Linked DNA regions of Homo sapiens: region 2 is linked to region 1. Evidence: chromatin contacts called from ENCODE Hi-C or POLR2A ChIA-PET data. All regions are on one chromosome and are shown on one strand. The core of a region is the stretch at or near the end of the contact, and the rest is flanking DNA. Distances in the headings are between cores, read along the strand shown. Region 1 holds the start of MBP (myelin basic protein). Region 2 overlaps PARD6G (par-6 family cell polarity regulator gamma).

The links. Hi-C counts contacts between places; a loop is a spot of excess contacts on that map. ChIA-PET counts read pairs that join two places held with the same protein, here RNA polymerase II (POLR2A). Pooled maps may share reads with other maps.
Region 2: a map with no recorded cell type shows a loop between it and region 1 (11-fold over the local background). The contact joins the enhancer-like site here to the promoter of MBP in region 1. A Hi-C loop is called at or near these places in 1 of 37 single-sample maps with no recorded cell type and 1 of 50 pooled maps. POLR2A ChIA-PET finds 5 or more read pairs at or near these places in 1 of 52 experiments (GM12878).

The regions. Positions count from the first base shown.
Region 1 is chr18:77,131,366-77,135,042 of GRCh38, reverse strand. MBP (myelin basic protein) reads left to right here and starts at 2,260. Exons shown (of 9, transcript NM_001025101.2): 1 at 2,260-2,463. RefSeq lists a silencer at 1,996-3,295.
Region 2 is chr18:80,198,872-80,202,962 of GRCh38, reverse strand. PARD6G (par-6 family cell polarity regulator gamma) reads left to right here. Exons shown (of 3, transcript NM_032510.4): 2 at 31-253. Among named protein-coding and RNA genes, the nearest start is that of PARD6G, 47 kb to the left of the region's middle. Within about 2 kb of position 2,167, at least 3 of the 41 ENCODE cell types and tissues checked have a DNase peak (open chromatin) inside an H3K27ac peak, as active enhancers do.

The DNA of each region.
Region 1 (3,677 bases), core at 1,011-3,510:
TGAGGTCTGTTGGAAACTATTTAGATTCATTTACTTCCTTTAGCTTGGGTAATTTGGAGTTTAATTCAGCTTAACAAAAATTTATTGAGTGTATTTCATGCACAAAACATTTTGCTATTTGCTGCCATATGAGATGATGGATAGGTCAAACTTTCTGCTCTCCGGTACCTTGTGAAAGATGGGGGTAACTGCAATGTGATTTTCTTAGAAATGTCAAAGACACAATGAGGCTTTGATGGGTTACTTGTCAAAAGATGCCTTTCAATTTTATTCAGCACAACGAATCTCTGTCACTTTGCTGAGGGCTACATGGACATCTTCATGTGAAAGTTTGTCTCTCGACAGTGAAATGCCAGCCTCTGTTTCTTCCATCCACTGTCCTCAACCTGGGGTCCTTTTTCTAACCGGGAGGGCATGAAAGCCCCCAAGATAAGACCAGTTGATCCAAATGTGAATCCACTGTTTTATTAAATAGTATTATCTACATGTTTTCTTTGAAGAATCCATGACTTTTCTAAACTGCCTGGCTGCCCATCTGTGTGGACACTCTATCCCAACAAAATATGCACGGTGAAATTTCATAAATACTTTAAAAAGACTTTTAACTGGAACTTGTGGAGCCTGACATTTGTAGGGCTGACTGTTGGCATATGTAGTGTTTCAGGAAACCACTGTAACACCAGCAGAAGGAGCACCAAACAGAAGGCCGCGTGTGCAGCTGTCACTGTGGCCTGAGGGACGCTCCAGAGCCCAGCACACAGGGACATCTGCAGGCAGGAAGGTGGCCCCGCCCTGTGGAGTCACTGAGATAAAGCCAAGAGATATTTTGGGGAGGAAAAGCTGTTTCTGATGCTAAAGCAGGTATCTAAAATGGGACCCATTTTAGTGTTCCAGCTTCCCCAGCCTGAGCTTTGAGTGACTTGAGCTGGGACCTGGGTGCACCCGGGTTCATTGTCACCACCCGTGCTCCTAGGGCAGCTGTCCAGCCTCCCACGCCCACTCCGCTCATCCTTGACTTAAAGTGAGGTTGTGGGGCAGAAAAATTGGAGAAACACACTATCTTTGGCACCCTTTTCCCTCCTCACCTTCAGCCTCAAAGTCTCAGAACCCTCCTGCCCCCTCCACTTGAAAATCTCTCCTGAGGAAACGACCAGACTGAATGCTTTTGCGTCGTTGTGGAAGTATTTCTCTTCCAGTTGCCAGCATTTGAAGACAGTTGCTAAATCCTCCGGGGCTTTGGGGGAGGCTGGTTTTAGGCCGAAACCCCGACCCCGTGCTGAAGTCTGAGTCCCGCCTCCCAGCGCGGGCCGGGACAGCGCTCACCCCTCTCCCTCACTTCCTAACAAACTGTGTGGGTCCCAGGCTGCTCCAGGTCCCCTGGAAGCTCCAGATCCAGATCCCTGACTGGGGGTGTAGGTCAGGAGGAACGCGGGGCCTCATTCTGGGACTCCCCCAACCTCCTCCTCTTCCACCATCAGGAGGCTGAGAATCCAGAGAAAGATCTCTGACCACTAAATCTGTGTGCAGGTGAGTCACGGCTAAACAGCAGGCTTTTTCTTTTTAACAAGACAGCGACGAAGACCACGATGTCTCTGGGCTGCAGGACCAGGCTGCTTCCTCGCACCTGCGCGTGTTTTGCTGTCTTTTCCGCGCACGCTTCCTGCGCCGGTCCTGCAGGAGAAGGTGCGCCCCTAGCTCCCAGCTCCCAGCTCCCAGCTCCCAGAGGAGCACCTGCCAGCCGGACATGGGCCTGGCCTGGGCTCCAGGGGAGGGAGGGAGTGCCTTGGGAGGACCTGCCGGCTCCTTTCGCCTCCAGGCCGGGCTGACTCTCCTCCTGCAGGGCCGGGGCTGCGCCAAGTCTATCGGCAGTTTCTGGGGTTTCCAGCCCCTGAGGACGCGGGGAGATGCGGCCTGGCACCCCTCCCGCGAGGTCGAGGTCGGGGTCGGGGTGGGTTCGGAGGCCAAGCCTCCGAACGGGAAGGGTCGACGGGCCGCAGTTCGGAGCCCAGTTCGGCAGCGGGCGAGGCTCCAGGCCGCCCCTCCGAGGTCTGACCCTGCGCGTGGGCCCCGTGCGCCCCCCAAGTTCCGCGTGGGCAGAGCGGGCCCGGGGTCCTCCGAGCTCCCGGGGCGGCGCCGGCGGCCGCGTCCAGGTGGGGCGGGCCCGGCGGGATCGGCCTGTGTTTACCTGGCTCGCAGGAAGCCCGGGGAGGCGGGGCCGGGGAGCTGGGTGCGCGCCCGTCCCTCGGAGCCGCCGCCGTCAGTCACCGCCGCCGCGCGCCAGAGAGAAGCAGCCTCCGGCCCCGGCGGCCCCTGTCTCCCGACCCCGGAAGGCGAAGCAGGCTGCCCGGGGACCCCGCGCGTGGGCGCTTGAAGCCGAGACCAGCCTGCCCGGGCCTGGGCAGGCGGAGCAGGGCCTTGGACCCCGCGGCGCCCCTCGGCCTCGGAGCAACGAGCGCAGCGCCGGTGGGTGACCCTCGGGGACGGGCGGGCTGCTCTGCCGCCTTTGTCTCTGTGCCCCTCCGAGTGGGGACCGCGGAGACCTGGGCGGGACCCCGGACCGGAGCCCCGCGGGAGCCGGGGGCGCAAGATCGGGGACAGGAGCTATCCCGACGCCCGGACTCCGGGTCCCTTTCTTGGCTGGGGACGCGCAGGGAGAACCTAGGCAGCGGAGCAGGTGGCCGAGCAGGTAGCAGCCGGCGGCCTCCCTGACCCGAACCCAAGTCGCCGCCCCCGATCCCCATTGCGCGGGGGCTGGGCGCGGGTGTAGACGCGGGTTTACAGCGCCGGGGCCCGACCCTGACAGGTGTCCAGGGGTGGACTCCAGCCAGGCCCGGCGGTCCCAGGGTCGCTGAAACCGCTCGGCCTCGGGCCGTGGGGCTGAGGGGAGGAGTCTAGGGTGGGAGGGGACGGCGGTCAAAAGCGGCCACTCTGGGCGGGTGTGGAGAGGGTGCTGGCTGCCAGGGCGGGCTGGGGGGTCCTCCCGGCTCGCGGCGCCTGCTAATCACACCCCGGGGGCCCCGCGCGCGATCGCGCTCCTGCCCCTGCCCCCGGGGCGAAGCGCAGTCTCCCTCTGAGCTCCAGGGGCGGCCAGGAGAGCCCGGGTCCGGGCTTCCGCCTTCGCAGGGCCTGTCTCGGGCTCTTCGGCCGGGCCCGTCGCTGCGCCCACCTGGGCCCACGTGCGCCGCCCGCAGCCGCCCGCCGGCCCGCCCGGGTCTTCCCGGCAGTCCCCTCCTGGGCCCCACTGCCTGTCCTGGGCCGGGTGCGTCCGTTTTCCGTGGCCCCCGAGGCCGGGGTGTGTGACCTGCGGTCATTTGCCGCCACACTAGATTTTCCGGGGTGCTGGGGGCAGCGCCTTGTGTCCTTTCGCGTCCACCTGAGCCCCCCCGTTTTGGAAGGTGGAGTGGGGCTTGGGAAAAGGTTCAAGCGTCTTTGGGGACCCCCGTGCGACTCTGGCTGGAAACAGGCGAGCTCTGGTTCCTTGTTCCGTTTTCCAATTGCAACAACGTGAGAATCAACAAGTGCTCGGTTTCTCTGCGCGTGGGTGAGGGGCGCGTGGGCTCGCTGGGTGCTGGGGTGGGGAGGGGGCGTGGACTTCGTTCCGGGGAGGCCTCTGCCTCGTCTGACCACAGAACGCCCCGCCTGGAAAGAGAGTTTTTCAGAGGAAGGAAACGTCAGGG
Region 2 (4,091 bases), core at 918-3,417, 3.1 Mb before region 1:
CCTCCCCCCACCCCGTCTCTTGCATTGTAGTTTGGGGCGGAATTCCGAAGGTTCTCTCTGGACCGTCATAAGCCTGGGAAGTTTGAAGATTTCTACAAGCTGGTTGTGCACACCCACCATATCTCCAACAGTGATGTAACTATTGGCTATGCAGATGTGCACGGAGACCTGCTGCCCATCAACAATGATGACAACTTCTGCAAGGCGGTTTCTAGTGCAAATCCCCTGCTCAGGGTCTTCATCCAGAAACGAGGTACTGAAGTGGTTGAGTGGCCGGCTGGTCTTGTTGAGAAATCATTTTTAAAATACAGTTTTCAATTTTTTCTGTCATTACAGGACTATGTGGTTCGTTTTCTAACCTGTAGTAGGAGATTAAAGAAATTAAAAATTGTTTCATCAGCATTAATAGACAAAATACTAAACTGTGTTTTCTACTTTAAATGATATTGACTTCTGACTTTTAAATACTGAAGAAAGAATAATATTGATACTTCCAGTCATTTAACTAGAAGTGAAATGACTCAGTGATAAGGAGGCTTGAGTCAGTGGCCTCAGAATGAAACTTGGGGTTACGGTGCATGCCCTCCATCATCTTGTTAGGAGGAGGGAGCATGTTAGCTTTCGATGATAACTTTGGTTAACTTTTAGCTCTGAGGCCCAGTTTCGCTATAAGTAATAATATCATTTTATGTTAAAATAAATTACTAACATAGGTTAATGGCTGAAAGGGAAGGGGTGCCCTACTGCTGACTTATTGTGGGACCTCATACTGCTCACGTCTCTGGACTGCATTTAGATTTTTTTTCCATCTCCAAACTTCGGAGAACCTTGTTGTTTCAAAATAATATGCTGAAAGAAAGAAGCACCTGCAGGTGAGGCTTGATATTGGGAAAATGGCATTTTTATAACTGACTGCCTCTCCTTTGGGCGGCCCCACGGTGCAGGTGGTGAACACTGACCACCTCAAGGAACCAAGCAGCCAGTGGTGACAGTTGCAAGGTGAGGTTGCAGTGTGCCCTGTCTGCCCTCATGGATCTGCTGCCAGAGTCTCTGGGACAGCTAGGAGAGGTTTCCCGGAGGAAAGGCTGAGCTGAGACTAGAGGAAGCAGCAGCAGGGTGCTGGGTGGGAGGCGGGCTGGGCGAGTTCTCAGACGAGGCCCTCCGCCTCCTTCACCCCAGCGTCCTGCTTTGCAAAACGAGGGTCCTCATAGTAACCCCCATCCAGTTTCTGTGAGGGTGATGCTGAGCAGCGTGCTGCCAGCTCCTCGTCCCTGCTCTGTAAATACTAGCTATGGCTGTTATTCCCATTTGTGGTGATGAAGGGAACGGCAGGAGACTCGTTGACCTCACTTCAGACAGATTCTCTGGCACAAGATCAGAACACTCTGCATCTGCAGTTCTCACTGGGCCTGGGTATCCTGCTGACGGTGCTGAGAAGTCAACACAGCTGTCACTTCCTCACAGTGGCCTGGGGGACGGGCTGAGCTTCAGCTTCCACATCAGTCCTTCGGGGTTGCTGGGGGCAAGGACCCTCGCTGTCTCTGCATGGCTCTGCACAGCCTCCAGCGTGCCACACCTCGGTCCTCTGTATGCTGCCCTCTGCAGTGGCTGCTTGCTGCTTGGCTGGTCCTGGAATGGAGGCCTGTGCCCCCTGCCCCCTGCCCTGGAACTCTCTACCCCTTCACATTGCCTGGGTGTCTGTATCTGTTCACAGGCTGCCTTCTCAGGAAGGCCTGGTCTCAGCTGCTTGATCTGATGAGCCCGTGTTCCCCTCTGCCTGTCGTCCTCTGTCCTCTTACTCGGCTTCCTCTGGGCTCTGTCCATTGCTCCCAGAGCTGGTTTGCCGTCTGTCTCCACCCGACCAGGAGCGTAGGGTGGGGGTGTGTTCCTGGCTGTGCCCCTGCCATCCCAGGTCACAGCATTTGCTCACATGGTGTGGGGTGAGCAATGGTGTGAAGAAGGTGTGTAAACTGCAGATGTGCGCACAGGCTTTGTTGCCCATCGTGCAGGAAACAAGTCTTTTTGTCCCGCTGACTGTGGAGCTGGGGTGAAGGCCAGCAGAAGGCACTGTGCCCTTTGGAGGTGGGCCCCAGGCGTCTTGGCACCCTCTACTGGGGATGCATCAAAGCTGGGCTGGGACCAGAAAGTGGGCTTGTGTGTTGCCCATGGGAACGTGCTAACCTCCAGCAGCAGCTCGGACACTCTGCCTCTTTCCAGCTTGCTGGCTGGGGCCCTGTGTTCAGTCTTCATCATTTATTTTTCCTTCTTCCTCTGCCCTCAGAGTAGTAGCCCAGTTTAACTAGCTGGCTCAGGGTTTCTCAGTCTCTCGTGGTTATAGCGTGAGCGTGTCGCCAGCAGCCCCTGCCTTCCTCTGTCATGTTACAGTGTGGAGCTAGGGAGACCTGAACTCAGACCCCACCTTCTCCCTGGCTTTGTGACACAAACACACGCCTCATCCCGCAGAGCTCTACCGTCCTCATCTGTGGCACGGGTGGTAGTGCCTGTCTCTGGGGTTGTTGTCAGAGCTTAACAGCGACATCTGCTGATGACAAGCCCTTCACTGGCCCCTCGGTCCTGTCTTTGGGAAAATCAGAGCTGCCTCTCGCTGTCCTCAGTGGATTTGACTGTAAAGATGACGACATTCCAGGTGGCAGTCAGGGGCAGTTGTTTCCGGTGCACAGTCAGGCACCCTCCCTGCATAGTAATCTGTGCTGATGTTTCATAATCTGTGTGTTTGCGTTTGGGGCAGAGCTGAGGCCCCTGAGAGGCAACACTCAATCCCACAGCCTTTTTACTGCAGCAGGGGTGTCGAGGGGTCAGTCACGGTCATGCTATTTTCAAGATTCTACTGCAGCCGTACCCACTGTGTCATTTACTTAATAACTTTCTGTACACGGACGTATTTTATTTAAATATATGTTAAGAGGGAATTTACTATCACAGAGGAAAAGTCAGCATTCTCCTAATACATGTTGGAATAAACCCACAATTATGTTTTAAAAAATTAATCTGTTGCTCAGCCAGGCATGGTGGCTCACGCCTGTAATCCCAGCACTTTGGGAGGCCGAGGCGGGTGGATCACTTGAGGTCAGGAGTTCGAGACAAGCCTGGCCAACATGGTGAAACCCTATCTCTACTAAAAAATATATAAATCATCCAGGTGTAGTGGCATGTGCCTGTAGTCCCAGCTACTCGTGAGGCTGAGGCAGGAGAAATCGCTTGAACCCAGGAGGCAGAGGTTGCAGTGAGCCAAGATTGCACCACTGCCCTCCAGCCTGGGTGACAGAGCGAAACTCCGTCTCAGAAAAAAAGAAAAATTAATCTGTTGCTTAAAATAATCTCTTCCTCCAAACCATACAAAGACACAGTGATAAACTACAGAACAGCATTCCTTTATGAATGTAGATGTAAAAACCCTTCAGCAAAATACTAGCACATGGAAAAATGCACCCACACAAAAAGTACACGAATGTTCATAGTAACATTATTCACAATATCCATAAGGCGAGAACAGCCCACGCGTCCATCAGCTGATAAATGGATAAAAAAGTGTGCGCATGTGCGTGTGTGTCTAGTCATGCAGTGGAATGTTATCGAGCCATGAAAAATGATGCGCTGACACATGCTACAGATGGATGAACCTCAGAAACCGTATGTTTAAGAGTGAGAGAAGCCGGACATAAAAGTTCCCATATTGTATGATGACTTTGGAAGTTGATTCTCATTATTCAAGGACTGTGTATTGATGAAATGTTGTGACCAGAGGCTAACAGGAACCTAACCCTGTGTCCCCCGGAAGCAATGGTTCTATGCTCAGTAATTCAGTGACCATGTCAACTTTAGAGAACAAACTACTACACGTGACAAGAATCCTCTGTAATGTGAAAAGTCCAGAATGGGCAAATCCATAGACTCATGGTTGCCAGGGGCTGAGAGGTGGGGAGAATTGGGAGGGAGGGGGTTTCTTTCTGGAGTGATAGAAATGTTCTAGAACTAGAGATTTGCATAAATACCAACAACCATTGAATTCTACACTTTAAATGGGTGAAGTTTATGTGAATTATTTCGGAATAAAGCTGTTAAAAATAGAA